Linked DNA regions of Mus musculus: all the other regions are linked to region 3. The links are chromatin contacts, found by Hi-C or POLR2A ChIA-PET in ENCODE. All regions are on one chromosome and are shown on one strand. The core of a region is the stretch at or near the end of the contact, and the rest is flanking DNA. Distances in the headings are between cores, read along the strand shown. Region 1 holds the start of Kdelr2 (KDEL (Lys-Asp-Glu-Leu) endoplasmic reticulum protein retention receptor 2). Region 2 overlaps Rac1 (Rac family small GTPase 1). Region 3 holds the start of Daglb (diacylglycerol lipase, beta).

Region 1 (3,215 bases), core at 629-3,128, 61 kb after region 3:
AAAGGTTAATTGGAAATTCCAAATTCATTACTGCTTATGCGTCAATCCTGGCTTCATCGAAAGCCTGCTAACCTGCCTAAGACTCGGTTCCCTCATCCAGTCCGGGGACCGTTGACATGGTTATTTTAAGTACTGCCTGAGAGGAGCGCTATAACACTCAGCTGACTACTTAATGCACACCTATCGCAACTGAAGCAATTAATTGACTGTCATTCTGAATCCCACACTGGGCTCCCAGTTCACCTCCCAGTCAGATCCCCTGGTTCAGTACAAGGACTTTGTGACGTCCACTTCGATCGGGCAAAGGTCTTTTGGGTTGTGCTTACTTCCTGGATCTCAACTATGTTCCAGGGAGAGATGAGACCTTCAGAGAGCAGAGTCAAAGGGGCGGTGCTACTTTAGATGAGGTGTTATTAATAAACCAGATAGGTGGCGTCTCCATCACCCAGGGCCTTTAGGACTTCTATTTTCTGCTGTCTCTGAAAAAAATTAAATTTGAGTTTACAAAGTTATTTCATTTGGGGACATAGCATTAAGGACAGTATTTTAAGAATATATTTATTTAATCAATCAATTAATTAATGGGTTTTTGGGGAGCAGGGGGTGTTTTTGGAGACAGGACCAGCATGTAGTCCATTCTCATTTTGAATTCCTGAACCTCAGGTTACCACCTCTCGAGTGCTGGGATTACAGGCAAGCACCATCACACTCACCAAGAACTTATCTAAAACTTGTAAGATTCCTAATATTTAACGAAAGGCAGAAGTCCACAGCTATTATGTGAGGAAAGTTCACTCTACTGCCTCTCTGCAATGTAGTTTGAGGGAGGTACAGCGCCAACTCAATGGTGACGTGGAGCAAGGATACTAGCCGAGAACAGAGGCCTCTGTGGTACCCAGCGCTGGCAGTTTAAGAGAACCAGTTATTAGACGGCCACACTCAAGGATGAAAAACTAGCTTGCTTCTCAGAGTAACATGAAAACTATGCCAAGCAACTCACTTAAAAGATCCACATCTCTTTTTATGACGCATGAGATCCCGAACCCCAAGGCTTGAGTTGTAGCCTCATCAACTGTAAGCACAGGCCAGACCTGACACCATCCTGCCCCCACATCCCATCCTCTGCTTGTCCTTGAAGATAACAGAATGAATAGCAGGATGCCCCTCTTCCTCCAGCCAGCCCCACCTTCGCGGGTGGCCTGGCTGCCACGTCAGGCCCAGCTAGTCTGTGGTCCTATCCATCCTCCTCGAGCAAGTCTCCCATTGATTCCTGGGGACTCAGAGGCGCCCCCCAAAAGTCCCATGGAGAGGGACACGCCCACTAGAGCCCCACAGATCCCGTGCTAAACTTTTCAGATGCAGCAGGACGCGGGGGCAGTTACGCCAGCGCTCGCTGAGCCAGGACGGATCAAGTTCGCGAGCGGACCAAGCGCAGAACTGGGGGGCCCAGAGCTGCGACGGACACCCCAGCCCGTGTGCACACTCGGAGGGGTTTCGTTGCCCGCCGAGCAGGCCGAGATGGGTGTGTCTGGCCATCGCAAGCCCGGCACAAAGCCTCCGGAACGACCGAGAGCCGAATGGGTCGGTCGAATGGGCCAAACGCGCGCGCTCCTGCCCCGCGCGCCTCGCCCCGGCGGCCGCTCACCAGCACAGGAGCGCGTCTTCCAGATCTTCAGCAGTAGGATGACGATGGCCGCCAGGTGGGACAGGTCCCCAGTCAGCCGGAAGATGTTCATGGCGGCGGCGGTCGGCGCGGCACAGCGGCACCGGAGCTAGGCAGCGACTCGGGACGCGGCGACAGCAGCCCCGGAGAGAGGAAGCGGCGAAAGATGGCGGGAGCGGGCGCGACGTGGCCAGGGACGTGGCCGAACTGCCGTCGCGCGCGCGGGGCAGCCTGGGAGAGCGGGCGACCGCTGGGGCCACGCCCCCGCCACGCCCCTTAAAGGCCCAGCGTCGGTGAGCAGCCGGACTTTACATCCCGCGTGGACGGTCAACTGAGGACCCAGAGTCCTCCGCAATTTCCGTCTCCAGGGTTTCCGCCTAGGTGCCAGCGATTTCCTTCTCTAAGTTTTTGAAATGCCACTCAGTTGTGAGTATTGTCTTGTTTTTTTTTCCATTCCCTACTAAGATAGCAGAAATACCTATCTCAGAGGCATTGCGAGGGTAGAAAGCAAGATTAAAATTTCTGTGATTAAGAACTCCAGCTTCTCTTGTATAGGACCGAAGTTCGATGCCCAGCTCCTAACCTCGGGGAGCTTACATCACCTTTAACACCAACTCCAGGGAATTCATTGCTTCTGGCCTTTGAGAGCACCTGCACGCCCATGCACACACCCACACACAAACTAACACACACATTTTAAATAATAATAAAAATAAGTCATAAGAAATCTGTCAAAATCTATTAATTTTTATTTAAAATTACATTAAAATTTTGTATTAGGGATGGAGAGCTGGCCCAGTGGATAAGAGCAATTGCTGTTCTTCTAATAGACCTGATTTCGAGTCCCAGCACCCACAACTGCAGACTCACAACAGCCTGGAACTCCAGTTCTATCTGACACCTCTCACCTCTGAGGGTGCCTTCATGTGTGTGCGCGCGCACACACACACACACACACACACACACCCCTGAAACAATAAAAATAAAAATAAAAATTTATTTGTGGACTGTGTGGGCACATCCAGTCAGGCCCAGTTCTCTCCTTCCATCTTGTTGGTTCCTGGGACTAGGCTCAAATCTCCAGGCTTGGTGACAAGCCCCTTTAGCCGCTGAGCAACCCCACCACTTCTTTTTCTTTCCTCTCCCTCCTCTTCCTCTTCTTTCTTTTTGCTTTTATATGTCTGTTCACACGTGTGTGTGCACATGTGTAGGCTGTGAGGCCAGCTATTTCTAGGACCTTCTAGATCCTGTTACACCTTATATATTGAAGCAAGGCATCACACTTGAACCCAGAGCTTGCTGATTTGGCTAGTCTAGCAGGCCAGCTTGCCGAAGGGATCCCCTGTCTCTATCTCCCAGGCTTCAACACAGCCTAGCATTTATGTGGGTGCTGGAGATCTGGGCTGTGTTTCTCGCAGACATGTGTCAGCAATCTTTCTGGATTTACAGTGTTTCTTGTTTGCCATTTAAGAAGAAACTTGGAGGCTTAAATGATGGAGCAGGGTGGGAAGATGGGGCTGAAGCACTAACCCATGCGTCATGGGTTACCTTG
Region 2 (3,257 bases), core at 384-2,883, 45 kb before region 3:
TATTAAAAAAAACAAACAAAAAAAACGAGAAGTCAGGCGTGGTGGTGCACGCCTTTAATCCATGCACTCGGGAGGCAGAGGCAGGCAGATTTCTGAGTTCGAGGCCAGCCTGGTCTACACAGAGAAACCCTGCCTCAAAAGAAAAGAAAGAAAAGGAAAGGAAAGGAAAGGAAAGGAAAGGAAAGGAAAGGAGAAATCCACGTGTGAGCCTCAAGTCCAGATACTCTGTGTGTGTGTGTGTGTGTGTGTGTGTGTGTGTGTGTTGTGTCTGGTGGTGAGTGCTCCAGCGCCTCTTGTCCTGCCCTTTTTCATTGTAAAAGCTGCCTCCCACTGGGGACAGGTGGCAGGTGGGACCACTCGAGCTGTAGTTGGTATATGCTTCTGTGTGTGTTTGCATCTGGGTATGACAGAGACCACCTTCAGGTGTTGTCCCTCAAGACACACCTTGCTTTTTAAGTCCCAGTATCTTGCTGGGACTCAGGGCTTACCCCAGGGTTCCTCATGCCTGCCCTGCAAGCATGTCCCTAAGTGAACGCTCTTCAGCCCTTGCTGTACTTTTGACTGCTGAGGAGTTGACGTGGGACGTGGCTGGTGACGTGGGAGCTAAAGTTACTGGAGACTCTCATTAAAGGCTGGCGTCACAAAGGTCCTGGTGATCTAGGAAAGTAGTAGTCAGGCCCTCAGGAAAGATGGTCGCCACCGAGAGGGAGGGGACAGGGAGGAGCAGAGACACAGCACAGCCCCTTTGCCCTGGTACAGGAACAAGGGGTTAACCCTAGGAGAAAGCATCAGATGCCGACTAATGTCATACAGTTGTGTTTAGGCCAAAGTTGGGGGTGAAAAGGGAAGAGAGCAGGAGGCTGATGGCATAATGCACACGTGAGTTAGGGTGGCGCTGTGGTCCAGCTGTGCATCTCTGCTCCATCGGGAAGGTACTAAAGGACTGTGGAGTGGAGTGGAGGGGCTGGAGGGTGCTCCAGCAATATTGGAGCCATCCTGAAGACTGTCACAACATGAAACACTGGATTGATGGTTTTGTTTTGTTGGTGGGGTCTATTGTGTCAAGCCCTTAGGACACCCTTAGAAATAGCCCACAGATGAAACCAGGAGTCTGGAGATTGTTACTCTTTGATTGTAAATACAAGCTTGAGTGAGGTAAAATTAAAATCATACTGCGCTTGTTTTTTATTAGAATTTCTGGGGTTTCATATTGGGAAATTGTCAATTTTTACTGAGTATAGAAACAAAAGGAAAGTATTATGATGAAAATGGAAAAGGTTGTCACCTACAGAGTTCCTTAGCAACCCCCCCAAGGGACCTTAGTTCATTTCAAGAACTTACTCCAGTCTGAAGCCACTCTTCCCTCCCAGAGCGGGGCTAGGAGGCCGCCAGCCTGGATCCCTTAGGCTCTGTTCTGGAAAGCTTCGCTGTGCCTACAGGCAGGCGTCTCCCCCGACTCTGAGGTTCTCTTGGCTTATCTCTGAGAAGGTGGAGTTCTCTGAAGACCTTGTCAGTACTGCATGCCGGCAACAGGCCACTTTCTGAACGCTGAGCTCTGTGAGTGTGTTACATTCTGTCAAGTGCGGGAGTGACGTGGTGGCAGGCCCAGCCTTCCCGTGACTTCCTTACTGAACCGCAGGGGTGGGTAGCTCCTCAGCTCCAGCTGCATGGAGTAATGATGTGTGGCTCTCAGCTTCCAAGGTGACCTACATGAATGCACAGCTTTGGATTCCTCAGGAGGGCTGAGACAAACGTGTGTGGAAACTAACAGGTTATATTGATTTTGTATTTCTTAGTTTATATCGAACTCAAGCAAAGTTCTCCTGCATTACTAGGTTGGAGACACATGTGGTAAAGATAGACCCTCCAGGGGCAAAGACAAGCCGATTGCCGTATGTAAGACTTTGAGTCGACCTCAGCCTCCAGCTTTGTCTCTTCTCTTATCTCACTGAGTCTCCAGGAAGAGCTGAGCCTCAGCTCCCTGAGTGTTTCCTCCGACTCACTCAGGAGAGGCTGCTCTTGATAAAATGAGCTTCCTCTGGCCTGTGACTTCACTCCCAGTGGGTTATAAAGTGGCCGATGAGCTGCTTGCTCCCGTCCTCCCATGTGAAAGGAGGGGTGTCCGGAAGCCCCTCTCTGGGACGGTTGGAGGTGCAGGTGTGGAGGGTCCACTGGTGCTCATGTGGGTGCTTTCTCGCTCACCCAGACTAACCACTCCCAGGGCCTCTTCTCTGACTCTGGTGTTCTGTGTGGTGGGCTGTGGGGGCTGCGCAGCGCTGGTGAGCTAACCCAACTGTGCTTTGAGAGGGTGTGGAATCAACTTGGATGCTTGGGAGGCCCTGGTGATTCTCTGATAGGCTTGTGCATGCGCCAGCATTGAAGTAAACCATTGTTTATAAAAAGCTGTTGTGTGGGACATTTCTTTCCTTTTCAGGTACAAGATACCAGCTGGATAGTTGAAGGTGCTAGCTTGGGAACTGTATACATTTCACAAATAGCATAGTTGCCTTTTCTAGGGCTATGTCTTGATAAGCCTAACATTTTAGAAACTCTTGGGCATAATTTTATACAGGTAAATATCTGAATTTTACTTTATGTGTAATAACAGGAAGAAACCTCAGATATTTTCTATTGAGCCGGCAGTTTCTCCTGACGTAAGATTCTTGCCCTGCTTGTCCTTGCTTTCTTTGGGGCCACAGATACACTGGGGCAGCTTTTCCAGAGGCCCTTGACTCTGCTTGGGAAGATGGTGCAGTAGTTGGTGCTTGTCTACTGGGAGATGGCACACTGAGTCCCCTCCCTGGCTGGAAGGCTGGGGAGCAAACTCTTGAACTCCATTTTGTGCCAAGGACAGTGACAAGCTGGCTGATGGACGCTCGAGATGTCAGGAGCCTTGAGCTTACGGTGCATGTGGGGAGCTTAATGAAAAGCGTGCCTTGTTGGAGGATGTGTTTAAATCGACTCTGCATTCATGAGCCTCAGAGAGACCATGGTTTTCAGAAGAATTTGTGTTGATAGCAGATAATTAGGTTTCCAGTTGGGCGTGATTAGCAAGCGGCCTCCTGGGAATGTGATTTGATCCCTCCCTAGCATCAAACAGCTTCCAGCAGTTTCTTCTTCCATGTCCCCTTTTTCAAAAGGCAGGCCTGGTAATGGTTTTGAGTCTCTGGCCGACTGGAGAGGTAGGTGGGAGCAGCGAGGACCTAGTTGCAGGTAGCAGTAGGCACGCAGTGCCTCTCTCTGACAGTGCTTCGCTA
Region 3 (2,978 bases), core at 302-2,801:
CTTAGCAAGAACGTCCACCTTTTTAAAAAACTATATCTATTTATTTGAGGAAGACTATGCCATCCCACACCTTCGGAGGGAGGTCAGAGAGCAACTTAAAGGAGCCAGTTCTCCTCCTACCATGTGGGTCCCGGAGATAACAATTTAGGTCATCAGGCTTGGCGGCAAGCACCTTTACCCATCTGAGCTCCCCTGCTGCCCAAGATGGTCCAATTAAAGATTGACATTCCAAAGCCCTAAGAGGTGTCATCTGAGGTGGGGAGGATTTAACTCAAAGCCTAGCATACGTGAAGCCCGGGCTCAAGCACTAGAGGGGAAAAAATAAAGGTAAGATTGGTCTAGATAACTTTTCTGTCCCCGTACCACCCCTCCCCCCGCACCTCTTTTTTTTTTTTTTTTTTGAGGGAGGGTCTTGTGCAACTCCCCTATGACTCACTGTATATCCAAGGATGACTGTGAACCGCAGATGCTCTCCGCAGATGCTCTTACACCACCCCCTAGTCCTGGGATTTACAGGTGAGAGCCGCCACTATCAGTTCTGTGTGGTGCTGGGGATCCCGTGCACACAAGGGCCTCCTTCATGTTAGGTGAGTACTCTACCAAAAGGAACTGTTACACCTTCAGCCCCTAGATAACTTTTTCTGTCCAAACACCAGAGCTCCGTGTCAGGAGTTTCAGACTAAAAACGATCTGAGAAAAACCCGGCCTGTCTAGAAAGGGCTTTGCTGCTCCTATTCCTTTACCTCTTGAGAATGCTTTTTTTCTAAGAACGTTATTCCTCGTCGGCAGGCGTGCCAGGGGCTGACTTCACCCACCGGTGCCGTTTCCCACTGAGCCTAGCTGCATTTTGCAAAACCGGCCTATTATCCTGGTTTCTATGAATTGCTCCGAAATTGCTATTTCCCAGATTATTGTTTTGCATTGACAGGGACTTTGATACCCTCCCAGCAAGAAAAAGGACAGGTGTGATCCAAAGTTCCGGAGCCGCGGGCTTCAGGAAGGAGAGACCTGGGGGCTATGGTTTTTAGATGCTCACATTTCCCTCACGCTCTCGAGGCTAGGGCTCGGCGCTGCACCCTAGGGCTCGGCTCCTACCCTGCAGAGCTGAAGGTCCCGGACCCTGTCAAATACACAGAGCGACTGCCTCTATATCCTAGGTGCAGACAGATTGTGCTCCGGGGGCGCGGTTGCCCCTTAAGCACCAAGAAGGCACGACTTTTGTCGCCTTAACCAGCGCGCCTCCCACCCTCACGGCGGCCTCACTTACCACAGCACACGCAGGAACAGCTCAAAAGACCCGGGGAACACCAAGTCGTCGCTGGCTAGAGACCAGCGCCGGCCGAACAGCACCATCCCCGGCATGGCGCACCTCCCACCGCGCCGCCTAAGCCGCGCGCACCCTTCTGACTCCGCGCGTGTCTGGAGGGGGTCCCCAGCAGCGCCAAGGCGCAAGCCTACGTAAAGACCCGCGCATGCGCCTCCGGCCCGAGTCCGGAGCGCGCCCACAAGAGACGCGCACTTTGCTGTCTTTGCCTCCTTCCCAGGTCCCCTGACCCGGAAGTCAGCTGCTGGCTGTTAAGTGCCGGTCGGTGGCGTATGAAGTCCATTCCGGTGTGGTCATTTCTGTTTAATAGACTGAGGATTTAAAAAGATCTGGAGAGAATGCTCTCCCTAGAGAGCCGCGCCTATGAATAGTGAAGCTAGGACGTAGGTCTGGGTCTCTGAATCTTTCTAGCTTGGGATGACTTTACTGTACGCCTTTTAGCACCTCCATTCCTCTTCTCTCTCTCTCCACACACACCGTGCTTTATCCATCTTCATCCCTTCCCCTGCCTGGTCTCACTAATGCTAGTTCCCATTCTTCCCCACGGTCCCCCTGGTGACCGAGGAGAACCATCAGACCTGGTCTAAATTATGTCTAAGACTTGCAAGTCTGTGCTTCGGCGTAAAGTGCATGTTAATCCTTTCCAGAGACTTTTCTAGCGGAGTCTTACATCAAAAGCCTCTAATTAGTGTCTGTGTTCCCTCATCATCTACCTGCTGTACTCCCACACACATTTTAGCTCCCCAGATTTTTAGTGTCGGTGGTGTGCATGTGTGTGTGCGCGTGTTTTTGCATGTGTGGTGGGGCGCACGTATGTAGGTGCCTGTATACATGTGCTCATGCATGTGGGGGTCTGAGGATGTTATCAAGAACTGTACCCAGCTCTTCCACCTTGCTGAGGCAGGTTCTCTCAATCAAACACAAAGCTCGGTGAGCCGGCTGGTCCTGCGAGCCAGCTTGCTGCGGAGATCTTCTGATTTCCCCCGTACCAGGCTGTAATAACAGGTGTGCTACCACACCCATCCTGCACTTTCCTGAGTTTCTGGGAATCTGAACTTTAGTCCTCACACTAGTATAGCAAGTGCTTTAACTCCTGAGCCGTCTCCTTAGCCCTTTTCCTAACTCTGGTTTCTTTATGGTGCTTAATCACTCCCTGGCCCAAGTCTGCCTGCTGCCAGACAAGCTGATCAACAGAGATGGTGTCAGGCAAGGGGTTTAGTTTTAAGATCTGGACTTATAATTAGCTGAGAAGATGCGGGATTTGTGAAAATGTCCATCCTGAGGATGGGGATGTAACTAAGTTGGCAGAGTACTGTGCCTGGCATGCACAAAGCCTTGGTTTCCAATCCTAGCTACTGTGTAAACCAGAAGTGGTGGGACAGGTGTTGGGAGGTGGAGACAAAAGGGTTAGAAATTGAGGGTTGTTGAGATTTGGTGTTGTCATGCTAAATTCTACACCCACAGGTCTAGGTCTTCTACTTACAAATTTTTGTTGTGCAAACCTTGTTCCTTGATTTAAAACTACTGATTAAATAAAATTGGCTACAGTCAATTGCTGGAGGAATTAGAGGTAACCTAGGTTTGGAGTGACCTGGTTTTGGGGGAGGGAGGAAGAGGAAGAACAGGAAAGGGAGGGGGAAGTGAGGGGAAGAAG

Evidence for each region. Hi-C counts contacts between places; a loop is a spot of excess contacts on that map. ChIA-PET counts read pairs that join two places held with the same protein, here RNA polymerase II (POLR2A).
Region 1: a map of left cerebral cortex shows a loop between it and region 3 (2.0-fold over the local background). The contact joins the promoter of Kdelr2 here to the promoter of Daglb in region 3. A Hi-C loop is called at or near these places in 1 of 37 maps with a recorded cell type or tissue (left cerebral cortex). POLR2A ChIA-PET finds 5 or more read pairs at or near these places in 1 of 5 experiments (Patski).
Region 2: a loop to region 3 is called in a map of heart, with 1.8 times the contacts of the local background. The contact joins the enhancer-like site here to the promoter of Daglb in region 3. A Hi-C loop is called at or near these places in 3 of 37 maps with a recorded cell type or tissue (CH12.LX, heart and left cerebral cortex). POLR2A ChIA-PET finds 5 or more read pairs at or near these places in 1 of 5 experiments (Patski).

What each region holds. Positions count from the first base shown.
Region 1 is chr5:143,402,483-143,405,697 of GRCm38, reverse strand. It overlaps Kdelr2 (KDEL (Lys-Asp-Glu-Leu) endoplasmic reticulum protein retention receptor 2), which reads right to left and starts at 1,878. Exons shown (of 5, transcript NM_025841.4): 1 at 1,646-1,878. The coding sequence starts at 1,736. It overlaps Gm20635 (a long non-coding RNA gene), which reads left to right and starts at 1,956. Exons shown (of 3, transcript XR_868670.2): 1 at 1,956-2,089.
Region 2 is chr5:143,508,232-143,511,488 of GRCm38, reverse strand. The region is part of intron 3 of Rac1 (Rac family small GTPase 1); the gene reads left to right. Among named protein-coding and RNA genes, the nearest start is that of Rac1, 18 kb to the left of the region's middle. Within about 2 kb of position 1,633, at least 1 of the 3 ENCODE cell types and tissues checked has a DNase peak (open chromatin) inside an H3K27ac peak, as active enhancers do; it is heart, where a contact is called at or near this core.
Region 3 is chr5:143,463,066-143,466,043 of GRCm38, reverse strand. Daglb (diacylglycerol lipase, beta) reads right to left here and starts at 1,551. Exons shown (of 15, transcript NM_144915.3): 1 at 1,268-1,551. The coding sequence starts at 1,362.